Linked DNA regions of Homo sapiens: region 1 is linked to region 2. Evidence: read pairs that join two places in POLR2A ChIA-PET (ENCODE). Cell type or tissue: A673. All regions are shown on one strand.

What was found. ChIA-PET counts read pairs that join two places held together with the same protein. Peaks named below come from ENCODE experiments on the same cell type or tissue, not always from the same donor. Only the 100,000 strongest peaks of a DNase experiment are listed, where the experiment ranks them.
Region 1: POLR2A ChIA-PET joins it to region 2 with 28 read pairs; 15 of 35 experiments call an interaction of 5 or more read pairs at or near these places.

Annotation. Positions count from the first base shown.
Region 1 is chr16:89,927,769-89,935,768 of GRCh38, forward strand. It overlaps TUBB3 (tubulin beta 3 class III), which reads left to right. Exons shown (of 4, transcript NM_006086.4): 2 at 4,803-4,911; 3 at 5,700-5,810; 4 at 6,961-8,000. Among named protein-coding and RNA genes, the nearest start is that of TUBB3, 8.4 kb to the left of the region's middle. In A673, no CTCF peak of the experiment used is centred here; no DNase peak of the experiment used is centred here.
Region 2 is chr16:90,027,067-90,035,066 of GRCh38, forward strand. It overlaps DRC4 (dynein regulatory complex subunit 4), which reads left to right. Exons shown (of 11, transcript NM_001481.3): 2 at 570-656; 3 at 4,233-4,430; 4 at 5,652-5,858. It overlaps GAS8-AS1 (GAS8 antisense RNA 1), which reads right to left and starts at 2,835. Exons shown (of 1, transcript NR_122031.2): 1 at 1,833-2,835. In A673, no CTCF peak of the experiment used is centred here; a DNase peak (open chromatin) is centred at 6,085.

The sequences.
Region 1 (8,000 bases), 99 kb before region 2:
GCTGTGCTCGTGCTGGGTCTTGAATCCACTCTGCTCCATTGCTCCTGCTGCCCTGTGCCTCGCTCTGCAGAGGACTTCCCATAGATGTGTTACTCTCTCCACCCCTCCTTTACAGGGGCTGGTGGTTGTGGGTTCCCTGGAACCATAAATTTGGGGTGTCCCAGTGCTTTGGGGAGCAAGGTCCCCGACTCAAGTGGACTGCCAGCAACTAAATTAATGGGGGATCCTCAAAGAGAGTGTTAGGGAGGCAAGCAGTAGGTGGGAAGCTTGGACAAGCCCCAAATGCCTCAGGGACCTTTCTGTATTTTTTTTTTGAGACAGGCTCTTACTCTGTCGCCTGGACTGGCATGATCTAGGCTCACTGCAACCTCCACCCCCCTGGCTCAAGTGATCCTCCCACCTCAGCCTCCTGAGTAGCTGGGGCTATAGGCATGCGTCACCATGCCCAACTAATTTTTTTGTTTTTTGGTAGAGACAGGGTTTCACCATGTTGCCCAGGCTGGTCTTGAACTCCTGGACTCAAGTGATCCACCTCTCTTGGCCTCCCAAACTGCTGGGATTATAAATATGAGCCACCATGGCCAGCTGATTTTTTTGTTTGTTTGTTTGAGATGGAGTCTCACTCTGTCACTCAGGCTGGAGTGCAGTGGAGTGATCTCGGCTCACTGCAACCTCCACCTCCTGGGTTCAAGCAATTCTCCTGCCTTAGCCTCCTGAGTAGCTGGGATTACAGGCACCCGTCACCACACTGGCTAATTTTTTTTTTTTTTTTTTGAGGCGGAGTCTCTATCTGTTGCCCAGGCTGGAGCACGGTGGCACAATCTCGGTTCACTGCAAGCTCCGCCTCCCAGGTTCACGCCATTCTCCTGAGTCAGCCTCCCAAGTAGCTGGGACTACAGGTGCCCGCCACCGCGCCTGGCTAATTTTTTGTATTTTTAGTAGAGACAGGGTTTCACTGTGCCAGCCAGGATGGTCTCGATCTCCTGACCTCATGATCCGCCCACCTCGGCCTCCCAAAGTGCTAGGACCACAGACAGGCGTGAGCCACTGCGTCTGGCCTAATTTTTGTATTTTTAGTAGAGATGGGGTTTCACCATGTTGGTCAGGCTGGTCTCGAACTACTGACCTCGTGATCCACCCGCCTTGGCCTCCCAAAGTGCTGGGATTGCAGGCGTGAGCCACCGCGCCCGGCCTTTTTTTTTTTTTTTTTTAAGATAGGGTTTCACTCTTGTCCCACAGGCTGGTGTGCAGTGGCTTGATCTCAGCTCACTGCAACCTCTGCCCCCTGGGTTCAAGCGATTCTCGTGTCTCAGACTCTGAAACAACTGAAATTACAGGTGCGCGCTACCACGCCCGGCTAATTTTTGTATTTTTAGTAGGGACAGGGTTTTGCCCTGTTGTCCAGGTTGGTCCTGAACTCCTGACTTCAAGTGATCTGCCTGCCTCAGCCTCCCAAAGTGCTGGGATTATAGGCATGAGCCACCACACCCAGCCTGAATCATTTTTGTAATTTAAAAATTTAACGCAAAAAGAATAAAACTTAGCAATAACAAAAATGCACAAAAGATGGAAAGAAATCCACCCCTGACCTTTGTGGAGAGATGACCTCTGATAACAGTCTCAGGGTGAACGGGCACCTCTGATAACAGTCTCAGGGTGAACGGGCATCCCGAGACACTGTTAGCAGAGGTGGTCCATGTCCATGCTGTCCGCGTTACAATAATTACACTATGTTTATTCTTAAGGTTTTAAAAACATTTATTTTTAACAAATTTTCTTTGAAAAGCTACCGTGTGCACGTGAGAAAATCTCAACAAGACCACAGGGCACCCGTGAGAAGAAGCTCCTCCCAGTCTGGGGCCCCTCCCCAGGCACAGCCTTCCACACATCTACCAGAGGCACCCACGCATAGAGAAGCACCCACAAGCAGTTTTCTTTCTTTCTTTTATTTGAGACGGTGTTTCCTTCTGTTGCCCAGGCTTGAGTGCAGTGGCATGACATAAGCTCACTGCAACCTCCACCTCCCGAGTTCGTGTGATTCTCCGCCTCAGCCTCCCAAGCAGCTGGGATTACAGGTGCTCGCCACCACGCCTGGCTAATTTTTGTATTTTTAGTAGAGACAGGGTTTTGCCATGTTGGCCAGGCTGGTCTTGAACTCCTGACCTCAGATGATCCACTGCCTCAGCCTCCCAAAGTACTGGGATTACAGGCGTGAGCCACCGTGCCTGGCACAAGCAGTTTTCTCCCCTTCCTTCCTTCCTTCCTTCCTTCCTTCCTTCCTTCCTTCCTTCCTCTCTCTCTCTCTTTCCTTTCTTTCTTCCTTCATTCCTTCCTTCCTTCCTTCCTTCCTTTCTTTCTGACAGTCTCGCACTATTGCCCAGGCTGGAGTGCAGTGGCGCGATCTCGACTCACCACAACCTCTGCCTCCTGGGTTCAAGCAATTCTCCTGCCTCAGCCTCTCGAGTAGCTGGGAGTACAGGTGCGCGCCACCATGCCTGGCTAATTTTTGTATTTTTGGGAGAGATGGAGTTTCACTATGTTGGCCAGGCTGGTCTCGAACTCCTGACCTCGTGACCCACCCGCCTCTGCCTCCCAAAGTGCAGGGATTATGGGGGTGAGCCACCGTGCCCAGCTATGAGTGGTTTTGTTTCTATTTATTTATTATTATTCTATGAGACAGAGTCTCACTCTGTCGCCCACGCTGGAGTACAGTGGTGCAATCTTGGCTTACTGCAACCTCCGTCTCCTGGGTTCAAGCAATTCTTCTGCCTCAGCTTCCGGAGTAGCTGGAACGTGTGAGCCACCACCCCTGGCTAATTTTTGTATTTTTAGTAGAGACAGGCTGGTCTCGAACTCCTGACTTCCGGTGATCTGCCCACCTCAGCCTCCCAAATTGTTGGTATTACAGGCGTGAGCCACCGCACCTGGCCTCTATTTATTTATTTATTTTGAGATGGGGTCTTGATATGAATTCCTAGACTCATGCTTCTCATGCTTGCTACCACCCAGTCCTGCCTCCTGCACAGCAGTTTCCACTAAAGTCACCCCTTTACGAGAGGCATCTTTTTTTTTTTTTTGAGATGGTGTCTCACTCTGTCGCCCAGGCTGGAGTGCAATGGCATGATCTCAGCTCACTGCAAGCTCCACCTCCTGGGTTCAAGTGATTCTCCTGCTTCAGCCTCCCGAGTAGCTGGGACTACAGGCACCCGCCACCATTCCCGGCTAATTTTTTGTATCTTTAGTAGAGACGGGGTTTCACCATGTTAGCCAGGATGGTCTCGATCTCCTGACTTCGTGATCCACCCGCCTCGGCCTCCCAAAGTGTTGGGATTACAGGCATGAGCCACTGTACCTGGCCTACTAGAGGCATCTTAAAACACATCTCCTGTGTCTCCATTCCAAAGCGCATCTTTGTCTACACTCCTGGGGTCCTCCCACGTCAGCCTCCCAAAGTGCTGGGATTACAGTCATGAGCCACTGTGCCCGGCCCCACCAAATTGTTTTCTAACCTGCTTTTTTCTTGAGGAATCTTCTGCAGCACATGACTCACATGTAGAGCCCCTTGTTTCTTGAGGCCTTCATACCCGTCAGCTCATCTAAAAGTCACTCCTGAGGAGTAAGGGCAAGGGGCATTGGGAGAGGTCAGGCAGCCCTGGGAAGCCTCCCAGCGTGTGTCCCAGGAGGCCTGCTGCCTGCAGACACTGCTCCCAGACGCAGCGGCCTCGGCCATCAGAGCGTGTCCCACGATGAGGTGGCAACTTCCCTGAAGGGCTTGCTCTCACCCAGGGGTGTGGTTCTCCGTGTGCACACAGATAGATAGTTCTACGTTTGCCATATACCATTTATATGCCTCACACAGATTAACCCACTTTCATTTCAAAAAGACCTCCTGTCATCGTGCCCATTGTACAGATGAGGACACTGAGACACGGAATCCTAGTGACCTGTGCAAGGTCACACAGCTGGGAAGGGTGAGGGAAGCGTCTGTGAACCCAGCAGGCCCAGCCCCTGAGTCTAGGCTCCGCTCGGCAGCTGTCATGGGAGCAGAGTCCGAGAAGCACTGCAGGCACCTGCTCTAGGGGGAGAGAGGTGGAGGTGGCAGGTAGAGAGAGGACGACCCCTGGGAGCTGAGACGATGCCAGCCTCACACGGACAGGCTGGGTGACCTCAGGCAAGTCGCTTCCCATTTGGGACCCCAAGGACCCTTCTGCAGACCCAGCTGGGGGTCCCCGATGAGACTGGCTCTCAGAGTCCCTGTGAGTCCCGTCAGCTGAGGCCAGTAATGTCCTGGCACCATCACTGGACATGGTTTGCTCTCCCATGGAGGGGCAGGTGTAGCAGCCAAAAGCGATCCTGAGCTCTGGGCCTCTGAACCCTGCTCTGCCAGCTACTGTGGGTGTCTCTACCCGCTCTGTGTCTCAGTTCCCTTTCCTGAAAAGAGGGGATAGTAAAAACTAACCCTCAAGGTGTTTATTACCAATGCCCTTCATGGAGGAATCCGCTGCTCCAGGCCCTTGCCAGCAGCTGCACAGCTGGGCCTGGGGACCTGGGTGTGGGTCTGTTGAACCTTGGCCCACCCTGGGGCTGTGGTCGGCCTGGACGTGTAGGTGTGGAGGTGCATATTTATTATGGCAATTTTCTGACAGGTAACAGAGTGTGGGGCTCTCTTCTGAATGGGGCTCGTGGAGGCCGTGGGTCAAAAGCCCTAATTTTGTAGTGAGGGCTAAAAGGCTTCACAAGGGAAAGGGCCTGGCTGGGGCTATGGGCCGGTGCCGACCCCCCCTCTCCCACTTTGTTTGCAGTTCTGGGAAGTCATCAGTGATGAGCATGGCATCGACCCCAGCGGCAACTACGTGGGCGACTCGGACTTGCAGCTGGAGCGGATCAGCGTCTACTACAACGAGGCCTCTTGTGAGTGCCTGCCCCAGCCTCCCTATCCCAGCCCTGGACTGACCAGGTCTCAGCGTCTGACTGACCAGGTCTCAGCACCTGGACTCACCAGCTCTCAGCATCTCTGTCCTCCCATGGGTTAGGTTGGCTGAGATGCCAGCAGGCGTAACTGGATGTCAGGCATCCAGACGCACAGAACAGACAATAAATCACAGTCACAAAAGTGAGAGCCAAACATATTAGTGCCATGAGGGCCTGTGCGTGTCCAGGGGCACAGACAGGGATGGGGCAGGCCAGAGACTTTGGAGGCCATAAGAGGGCCTAGAGAAGGGGTCACCTGGAGGGCTTAGTCAGGGGCTCTTTAGCAACTGGTGTGAAGTGATTTCCATATCAAAGTGGTGATACACCCACCTGCCCACATGGACATGTGATTTAAAATTTTATTTAATTTAATAGAGACAGTCTCGATATGTTGCCCAGGCTGGTCTCGAACTCCTGGACTCAAGCGATCCACCTGCCTTGGCCTCCCAAAGTGTTGGGAGTGCAGACACGAGCCCCTGCATCTGGTGGACGTCTGACTGAATCCTGCCTGTCCTGCTCCGTCCTGTCCTGCTCCGTCCTTAAACACAGTGAGGCTTAAGGGTGAAGAAAGTTGCTGAAGCTTGCCTTTGGTCCAGGACTCTGACTTCAGAGTACAGGCTCTTAGGATGTGAGCAGGAGGATGGCAGGCGGGCACAGAATTCAGAAAGAATGAGGGAGAGGCTCTGGCCCTCTGTGACCCGAATCACCGAGCCCCTCTCTCCCCTCAGCTCACAAGTACGTGCCTCGAGCCATTCTGGTGGACCTGGAACCCGGAACCATGGACAGTGTCCGCTCAGGGGCCTTTGGACATCTCTTCAGGCCTGACAATTTCATCTTTGGTAAGTTCCCCCTGCTCCAAGCTCTGATGGCAGACCCCATCACAGGCAAGCCCAGGTCGGTGGACGGGGACGGCTGTGAGAAACAAGGAATGGTCAGCTCCTCACATGATCCTGAATGGTGGGAACTCATCTCTCCATTTTACAGCTGGGCATTGGAGGCCCAGAGAAAGGGTTCTGTGGGGAGAACAGAAACCACTCATGCATTTCAAGTGGAATGAAGTGTAAAGCAGACAGAAGCTTACAGAATTGCTAGAGAGCTGGTGAGACAGAACGGGGCCTCCAGAGGACTCCGGGGTCCAGGAGCACGAGGCCTTGCTGCGGTCAAGAGATCAGGACGTTCCCATGCCTGTGTCCTGGGGTTGGGCCGTGGATGCCACGTTCCCATGTCTGTGTCCTGGGGCGGGGCCGTGGATGCCACGTTCCCACGTCTGTGTCCTGGGGCGGGGCCGTGGATGCCACGTTCCCACGTCTGTGTCCTGGGGCGGGGCCGTGGATGCCACGTTCCCACGCCTGTGTCCTGGGGCGGGGCCGTGGATGCCACGTTCCCACGCCTGTGTCCTGGGGCGGGGCCGTGGATGCCACGTTCCCATGCCTGTGTCCTGGGGCGGGGCCGTGGATGCCACGTTCCCATGCCTGTGTCCTGGGGCGGGGCCGTGGATGCCACGTTCCCATGTCTGTGTCCTGGGGCGGGGCCGTGGACGCGCCACAGAAACAGGAGGGCCTCGCTTCACTTCTGCCTTCCCGACCGCAGCACATCCAGCTGGTAGATGCCAACTCGCATCCAGCCCCCAGCTGCCAGGGATTCTGGGGTGGCTGTTTGGGCTCCTGGCACTGCCAGTCGGAAGGAAGGTATGCTGGAGCAGGAGGGCTGATCCATTCACCCAGGATCCCCTCAGGAGGCAGAGCCTCGCTCTGCTGTGACCCCAAGTTCTCAAGACTCTGTCCAGAGCCCTCGTCCTGAGCACTCAGCAGCATCGGCTCAGGGAAGCCACGGCGGGTATGAGAAGGGGTGCTCAGTGGGGCCTACTTTACAGAAGACAGAACAGGCATGGGGCTGCCACGGCTGCCCTTGGGATGTTCAGGCAGGGGCTGGAGGTCTGGACTGCAGAGTCCCTGGCCCCTGTCTCTTACCCCTCTTCTCCCTGTACAGGTCAGAGTGGGGCCGGCAACAACTGGGCCAAGGGTCACTACACGGAGGGGGCGGAGCTGGTGGATTCGGTCCTGGATGTGGTGCGGAAGGAGTGTGAAAACTGCGACTGCCTGCAGGGCTTCCAGCTGACCCACTCGCTGGGGGGCGGCACGGGCTCCGGCATGGGCACGTTGCTCATCAGCAAGGTGCGTGAGGAGTATCCCGACCGCATCATGAACACCTTCAGCGTCGTGCCCTCACCCAAGGTGTCAGACACGGTGGTGGAGCCCTACAACGCCACGCTGTCCATCCACCAGCTGGTGGAGAACACGGATGAGACCTACTGCATCGACAACGAGGCGCTCTACGACATCTGCTTCCGCACCCTCAAGCTGGCCACGCCCACCTACGGGGACCTCAACCACCTGGTATCGGCCACCATGAGCGGAGTCACCACCTCCTTGCGCTTCCCGGGCCAGCTCAACGCTGACCTGCGCAAGCTGGCCGTCAACATGGTGCCCTTCCCGCGCCTGCACTTCTTCATGCCCGGCTTCGCCCCCCTCACAGCCCGGGGCAGCCAGCAGTACCGGGCCCTGACCGTGCCCGAGCTCACCCAGCAGATGTTCGATGCCAAGAACATGATGGCCGCCTGCGACCCGCGCCACGGCCGCTACCTGACGGTGGCCACCGTGTTCCGGGGCCGCATGTCCATGAAGGAGGTGGACGAGCAGATGCTGGCCATCCAGAGCAAGAACAGCAGCTACTTCGTGGAGTGGATCCCCAACAACGTGAAGGTGGCCGTGTGTGACATCCCGCCCCGCGGCCTCAAGATGTCCTCCACCTTCATCGGGAACAGCACGGCCATCCAGGAGCTGTTCAAGCGCATCTCCGAGCAGTTCACGGCCATGTTCCGGCGCAAGGCCTTCCTGCACTGGTACACGGGCGAGGGCATGGACGAGATGGAGTTCACCGAGGCCGAGAGCAACATGAACGACCTGGTGTCCGAGTACCAGCAGTACCAGGACGCCACGGCCGAGGAAGAGGGCGAGATGTACGAAGAC
Region 2 (8,000 bases):
CACACCTGGCTAGGTTTCCTCTCTTTTTTTTTTTTTTGAGATGGAGTCTCACTCTGTCGTCCTGGCTGGAGTGCAGTGGTGTGATCTCGGCTCACTGCAAACTCCATGCCCCAGGTTCAAGCCATTCTCCTGCCTCAGCCTCCCGAGTAGCTGGGACTACAGGCGCCCACCGGCACGCCCGGCTAATTTTTTTTTGTATTTTTAGTAGAGATGGGGTTTCACTGTGTTAGCCGGGATGGTCTTGATCTCCTGACCTCGTGATCCGTCCACCTCGGCCTCCCAAAGTGCTGGGATTACAGGCGTGAGCCACCACGCCCGGCTCCTCTCTTTTCTAGAAGGAATGTTCTCCTTCTCAAAAGGAAGGTTTCTCCTTTGTGCTTCTCCAAATGCAACAACAGGATGTGTGTGTGGTAAAGGGTGGGAACACTCAGGGCAATGATGTGCTCCAGGTGAGCAGAAGGGAGAGAGGTTCCAGAACCTTCTCTGCCAAATGTTCCTGGGAGCAAATCAGAGCCAGCCAAGAAGGGGAAGCTGTTAGAGTCTCTCTTACCCCATTATTTCCACCAAAGGCACCGAAAAAGAAAGGGAAGAAAGGCAAAGCCAAAGGCACCCCGATTGTCGATGGGCTCGCTCCAGAGGACATGAGCAAGGAGCAGGTGAGCAGAGCGGGCTGTGGCCCAGTCCCCGGGTGGGCGTGGGCGGGCACCACGCAGGGTGCCTACGCCGAGTGTCCATCTTGCCATGTGGATCCACCCTTCTGTCCAAGCCAGAACACGCCCCCCGCGTGGCCCATAATTCCCATCAGCGGCAAAGCTTTCGGCTGCACCATGTCTTTTCAGAAAGGTAGTGCAGCCTGTGAAAGAGCTTTGTAACAGGGTGGTAGGAGTGTGGAAGGACATGCTTTTCTGATCTAAAAGCTGTTTTTAATTTCGTGTATTCTCTTTCAATCTTACCCTTTTTTTGCACCTGATGTGTATAGACTTATCGTAGAACACACATGTAGCATTCTCCTTTATTTTATTCACCATTAAACATTATGTCAAAAAGGAAGTTTTTGAAAGAAGGATGATTTACTTCAAATCACATCTGAATCTGATTAATCGTTCATTTTTTTTTTTTTTTTTTTTTTTTTTTTTGAGACGGAGTCTCACTCTGTCGCCCAGGCTGGAGTGCAGTGGCGCGATCTCGGCTCACTGTGAGCTCCACCTCCCGGGTTCACACCATTCTCCTGCCTCAGCCTCCCGAGTAGCTGGGACTACAGGCACCTGCCACCACGCCTGGCTAATTTTTTTTTTGTATTTTTAGTAGAGACGGGGTTTCACCGTGTTAGCCAGGATGGTCTCGATCTCCTGACCTCGTGATCCACTCGCCTCGGCCTCCCAAAGTGCTGGGATTACAGGCATGAGCCACCACGCCTGGCCAGTCATTCATTGTTTTTGATAAAAGTCCCAACAAGGAGTAACAGCATCAGGGCTGCCTTTTTCTTGTTGCTTATTTTGGGGAGGAGGTGATGTTTTTATAGTTTCTTTGTAGGAGTTAGTTTAAGTCTCTTCTTCATTTGGATGTAGTTAAGGGCTACAGAACATAATTACATAATTACAATTTTACCTAAAAGGCTCCTGGAGACGGCAGTGTGTGGCAAGCACGGTGCACCCTCTGGCCTCTGCCCTCATGGACGACTGCCTGTGAGCACCTGACATGGGACATGAGGGCTGTGTCAACTCTGTGTTATTGTTAATAAATCTTACCTTCTTTTGATAGTTGTAAGATAAAAAATCAATACGAAGGAGACTGAAAGAGTCTCATGACCTGAAGTTGGAGCTAGGCAGAGGTCCTTGAACAATGGTAAAGAATGGCTTTATTTTACATGCAGGCAAACCATTGGCAGTTTAAGCCAGTGGCTAAGCAGAGAGGTGATGGGGTCAGGTTTGTGTTCTGGAAAGATGTCTGGAGCTGCTGGATGGAGAATGGATTGAACACTGCGTTGTCCCAGCATGTGAGCTGCTGCCCGTCTCCCTGTCCGCTTCCCATTCCTGTGGAGACAGGCCTTGTGGGGCAGTGGCCATGGAGCCTACGGGGCAGCCTACGGGGCAGGCTACGGGGCAGCTTACGGGGCAGGCTATGGGGCAGCCTACGGGGCAGGCTACGGGGCAGGCCCTTGCACTGCACATCGCACGTTGAGCCACAGACTCAGAAGGCTTCTTCAGGGTCCAGGCAGGTGGGGAGGGATGGGGGTGACCTGGAGACTCCTGCCCCGCAGCAGAGGACAGTTTCATCTGTTCACTGGGGAGTGCCTTGTGGGCCTAGGAGTTCAGTGCTGTTTTTTTCTGATTTTCCAAGAGAAGCTGGAAATCTGGATATTTATAAGAAATCTGAATATTGAGTGATGGCAAAATCTCAACACCATGTGAGCCAAACAGACCAGTCAGGAGCCCTGGTTCAGGCTCTGCCCAGGAGCCTCTAAAGGTCTGTGACGTGAAGACATTTGTCGTTGTGCCGAGGCACTGGTTGGATTCGGGGGTGCGTGTCTCCCTCATGTCTGCCCGGCATCCTCGGCTCAGAACCCCTCCTGCTGCTCCTTCTTGTTTGCTCGTTGTCTTGTCTTCTTTTGAGGTGAGAAATGTGTTTTCCCTGTGGGGAATGTGGTGTTGAGAAAGAAAAAGGCTCACAGTAAGTGGCCTGGGGCTGTGCCCGAAAAGTAACTGATTCTGACGGAATCTCGCTGTGTGGCCCAGGCTGGAGTGCGGTGGCGCGACCTCGGCTCACTGCAAGCTCCACCTCCTGGGTTCACACCATCCTGCTGCTTCAGGCTGCCCAGTAGCTGGGACTGCAGGTGCCTGCCATCACGCCCGGCTAATTTTTTTGTATTTTTAGTAGAGACGAGGTTTCACCGTGTTAGCCAGGATGGCCTTGATCTCCTGACCTCATGATCTGCCTGTCTCTGCCTCCCAAAGTGCTGGGATTACAGGTGTGAGCCACCGCGCCTGGCAGTAACTGATTCTTAAGGGAAATGAGCTCCCGAGAAAGCTGGAAGCCTGTCCTACATTTTTTTTTAACCTATTTGCAGATTCGCAATTGAACCCTCTTGAGATTTTAGAGTCTACTGGTTTTGTATATTTTTTGCTTAACATTATATCTTCAAAGGTGAATTTTTTTTCATTTAGCATTATGATATGAATTTGTTTAAATGCTGCTACATCATTTGCATATTTTTTTTGGGTTAATGTGATATTTCTCCTAGTTGATATACTCTAATTTTTCAACCATTTCCATATTTATTTATTTATTGTTTAGAGACAGGGTCCTGCTCTGTCACCCAGGTGGAGTGCAGTGGTGTGATCACGGCTCACGGCAGCCTTGACCTCCCAGGTCCAAACGATCCTCCTACCTCAGTCTTCTGAGTAGCTGGGACTATAGGCATGTGCCACCACTCCTGGCTAATTTTTTTTTTTTTTTTTTTTTGTAGAGACAGGGTTTTGCCATGTTGCCTAGGCTGTTCAACTCTGGGGCTCAAAAGATCCTCCCAAAGTGGTGGGAGCCACCATGCCTGGCTGTTTGTGTATTTTTTGAGACAGATTCTCACTCTGTCACCCAGGCTGGAGTGTAGTGGCATGATCATAACTAACCGCAGCCTCAACCCCCTGAGCTTGAGTGACCCTCCCACCTCAGCTCTCCCAGTAGCTGAGACTATAGGTGCGTGCCATCATGCCTAGTTAATGAAAAAAAGTTTTTGCAGAGATGGGGTCTTGCTATGTTGCCCAAGCTGGTCTTCAGCTCCTGGGCGCGAGGGATCCTTCAACCTCAGCCTCCCAGAGTGCTGGGGTTGCAGGCGAGAGCCACCGCGCCTCGCTTATTTCCCTGTTTAAACTGGTCTTAGGTTATTTCCTTTTTGATATTTTTGCTGTTGTAATAATGGTGTGGGTAATATCTTTGAGCAAGATGCTCTTATATTTCTTTTGAGAAATTTTTTAGGCATCAATTCTCAGGAATGGATGAAAGGATCTAGTTATTTTATGATTATTGGCCAAATTGAAGAGAATTCTGCCACCTGCTGAATGCATTCTGTCTCCGGAGCTTCCTAGCCTTATATTTTAACTTTTTACATTTAGCTGTTTATTTTTAGGTGAAGTTGAGTCCTCCCTCTTTCTTCCTTGCCTTTCGCCGGCCACACGCCCCGTTGCCGTGCATGGGCCCCTGCTCAGTGCCTCACCTGACCCACTGCACCTGGCCAGGTGGAGGAGCATGTCAGCCGCATCCGGGAGGAGCTGGACCGCGAGCGGGAGGAACGAAACTACTTCCAGCTGGAGCGGGACAAGATCCACACCTTCTGGGAGATCACACGGAGGCAGCTGGAGGAGAAGAAGGCTGAGCTGCGGAACAAAGACCGGGAGATGGAAGAAGCCGAGGAGAGGCACCAGGTGGAGATCAAGGTGAGTGGGGCCGGCCTGCACGTGCTAACCTGGTCACCACAGAGCCCCAGAGGAGCTGGATCCAGTGAGGGTGCAGGTGGGACATTTTCTGTTCTTGGCTTTGGGAGTCACAGCCTTAAAGGTGTTTTTTATAAAAGCCTGAGGGAGAGACCCTGCAGGTCCTGAGGGTTTAAAATGCTGCCTCCACAACATGGAAGGAATATGGGCTCTGGGGGCAGACTGGCCTGTTTGCAACTCAGCTCTGCCACTTAATACCCCATGAGCTGGGGATGCACCTCACCTCCCAGCCTTGGTGTCCTGCTCTGTGCCTCAAGTGTACAGGTTTGCATAGGTGAACAGGCATGTGTAGCTGTGTAAAGGTGAGGCATGCAAGTGAGCAGGTGGATGCAAGTGAGCATGTGTGTGCAGGTGAGGAGGCGTGGCCAGGTGAGGAGGTATGTGCAGGTGAGGTGTGGGGAGGTGAGCACGTGGGGCAGGTATGTGCAGGTGAGCAGGTAGGTGCAAGTGACCAGGTGTCTACAGGTATGTACAGGTGAGGAGGTGTAGTACAGGTGTAGTGCAGGCGACCAGGTGTGTACGGGAATTTACAGGTGAGGAGGTGTACAGGTGACCAGGTGTGTACAGGTATGGACAGGTGAGAAGGTGTGGTACAGGTGTGGTGCAGGTGAGCAGGGGGGTACAGGTATGTACAGGTGAGGTGTGTTACAGGTACGGTGCAGGTGATCAGGTGTATACAGGAATGTACAAGTGAGGAGGTGTGGTACAGGTGACCAGGTGTGTACAGGTATGGACAGGTGAGGAGGTGTGGTACAGGTGTGGTGTGGGTGAGCAGGAGTGTACAGGTATGTACAGGTGAGGAGGTGTGGTACAGGTGACCAGGTGTGTACGGGTACGGACAGGTGAGGAGGTGTGGTACAGGTGTGGTATGGGTGACCAGGTGTGTACAGGTATGGACAGGTGAGGAGGTGTGGTACAGGTGACCAGGTGTGTACGGGTACGGACAGGTGAGGAGGTGTGGTGCAGGTGTGGTATGGGTGACCAGGTGTGTACAGGTATGGATGGACAGGTAAGGAGGTGTGGTACAGGTGACCAGGTGTGTACAGGTATGGACAGGTGAGGAGGTGTGGTACAGGTGTGCTATGGGTGACCAGGTGTGCACAGGTACGGAAAGGTGAGGAGGTGTGGTGCAGGTGAGCAGATGGTACTCCCATTGCCCTGCAGGTGTACAAGCAGAAAGTGAAGCACCTGCTATATGAGCACCAGAACAACCTGACAGAGATGAAGGCTGAGGGCACTGTAGTCATGAAGCTGGCACAGAAAGAGCACCGCATACAGGAGAGTGTGCTGCGCAAGGACATGCGGGCACTGAAGGTGGAGCTCAAGGAGCAGGAGCTGGCCAGTGAGGTGGTGGTGAAGAACCTGCGGCTGGTAGGTGTGGCGGGGGCACCTGGAGGCTGACAGGTTGTTGGGACGGCAAGCCTAGTGCTGCATGAACTCCTGTTTATTCAACAGCAACTGGGAATTCATATTTCTGCATAAGACTTTCTGCATTTTTGCAATTTGTTGAAAAAAAATTTTTTAAAGCATGCATCCAAACAAACCCCATTTTGGGACCAAGTACACAATTCTGTCTCAGACCTGAGCAAAAAATTGACGTCACCGAAGAGAAAAAATCCAGCTTAGGATCTTTCATGTGCTGCTGACACCTGACACCCAGAGACTTTTCCTAGGGAATAGCATCATATGCATTTAGTAGAATGCAAACCAACCATTAAAATATCCAGTGTGTTGACTCCTGGGCACTGTGACAGTTTGTCACACAAGCTGGTCTGATTTTTACTTTTGAGGCTGGGGGTTTCCAGGGCACCATTAAAATTCATCTGTGCACCTGGTTCAGTGGCTCACACCCAAAATCCCAGCACTTGGGAGGGTCAGGTGGGAGAAGTGGTTGAGGCCAATAGTTTGAGACTAGCTTGGGTGAAATAGTTGAACCCCATGTCTAAAAAATTTAAAAGAAAACATTAGCTGGTGTAGTGGCACATGCCGATAGTTTCAGCTACTTGGGAGGCTGAGGCGGGAGGATCCCTTGAGCTCAGGAAGTCAAGGCTGTGGTGAGCTAGGATTGTGCCACTGCATTCCAGCCTAGGTGACAGAGTGAGACAAAACAAAAAGGAAAGAGATCATTTGCTGAGTGTCCATTAGCTGCTAGGTCCTGATCTGATCTCTGACAAAACGCCTGCCCGACTGGGGCTGTTGGTCTAGAAAGGAGAGACAACAGGTGAGTTGGAAGACAAAATAAACGTGCCAGATACAACAGAGTATCTGGTGGGGAAGAGTGCCATAGAAGGATCGAAGTGGGGAGAGGTGGGGTGCGGTTTTGTACAAGCAGTTGACCGGCTGGGAGACGGGATGGGCCAGTGGGAAAGCTCAGAGTGACCAGGAGGAGACTGTGGGAGAGGGTCAGAGCTTGTCCGCCTCGAAAGCCGTGGTGGGGACTGGAGACGGGTCAGAGCTCGTCCGCCTCGAAAGCCGTGGTGGGGACTGGGACTTTGACCCTGGTGGAGTCTGTTGCCCTCTGAGAACTTGGGCAGAGGAGAGATGTGTCTCACTAAGGTTCTTCCTGGCTGCTGGGTTGAGGAGACTTTCTGAACACATTTGCCTCACGCCTGGAAGCAGTCCAGCCTCCACTGAATCTGGAAGAAACTTGGTGACGTTGCTGACTTCGCAGCAAAGCCTGAGAGTGCCGAAGTCTTGAGCCCTCCAGAATTAGCTGGTCTTAACCCAGGTCCTGGATATGATATTGTTACATAATCAGAGTTTCCTGTTGGGTAAAAATATGGCTTTAGGCCGGGTGCGGTGGCTCACGCCTGTAATCCCAGCACTTTGGGAGGCCGAGGAGGGTGTATCACGAGGTCAGGAGTTTGAGACCAGCCTGACCAACGTGGTGAAACCCCGTCTCTACTAAAAATACAAAAATTAGCCGGGCGTGGTGGCGCACACCTATAATCCCAGCTACTCGGGACGCTGAGGCAGAAGAATCACTTGAACCTGGGAGACGGAGGTTGCGGTGAGCCGAGATTGTGCCACTGCACTCCAGCCTGGGCGACAGTGTGAGAGTCTGTCTCAAAAAAAAGAAAAATTACTGCTTTAAAAATAATTTATTTTTTTATGCAAATTTTAAATATATAATGTTTATTTAAATATATAATAATTGTTCATTAAAACTATATATTTATTTATTTTTAGAGATGAGGTCTCACTCTGTCTCCCGGGCTGCAGTGCAATGGTACAATCATAGCTCACTGCAGCCTCGAACTTCTAGTCTCAAGTGATCCTTCTGCCTTAGCCTCCCAAGTAGCTGGAACTATAGATATGAGCCACCACACCCACCTAATCTTTTTTTTTTTTTTTTTTTTTTTTTTTTGAGATGGAGTTTTGCTCTTGTTGCCCAGGCTGGAGTGCAGTGGCACAATCTCAGTTCACCACAACCTCTGCCTCCCGGGTTCAAGCTATTCTCCTGCCTCAGCCTCTCGACTAGCTGGGATTACAGGCATGTGCCACCATGCCCGG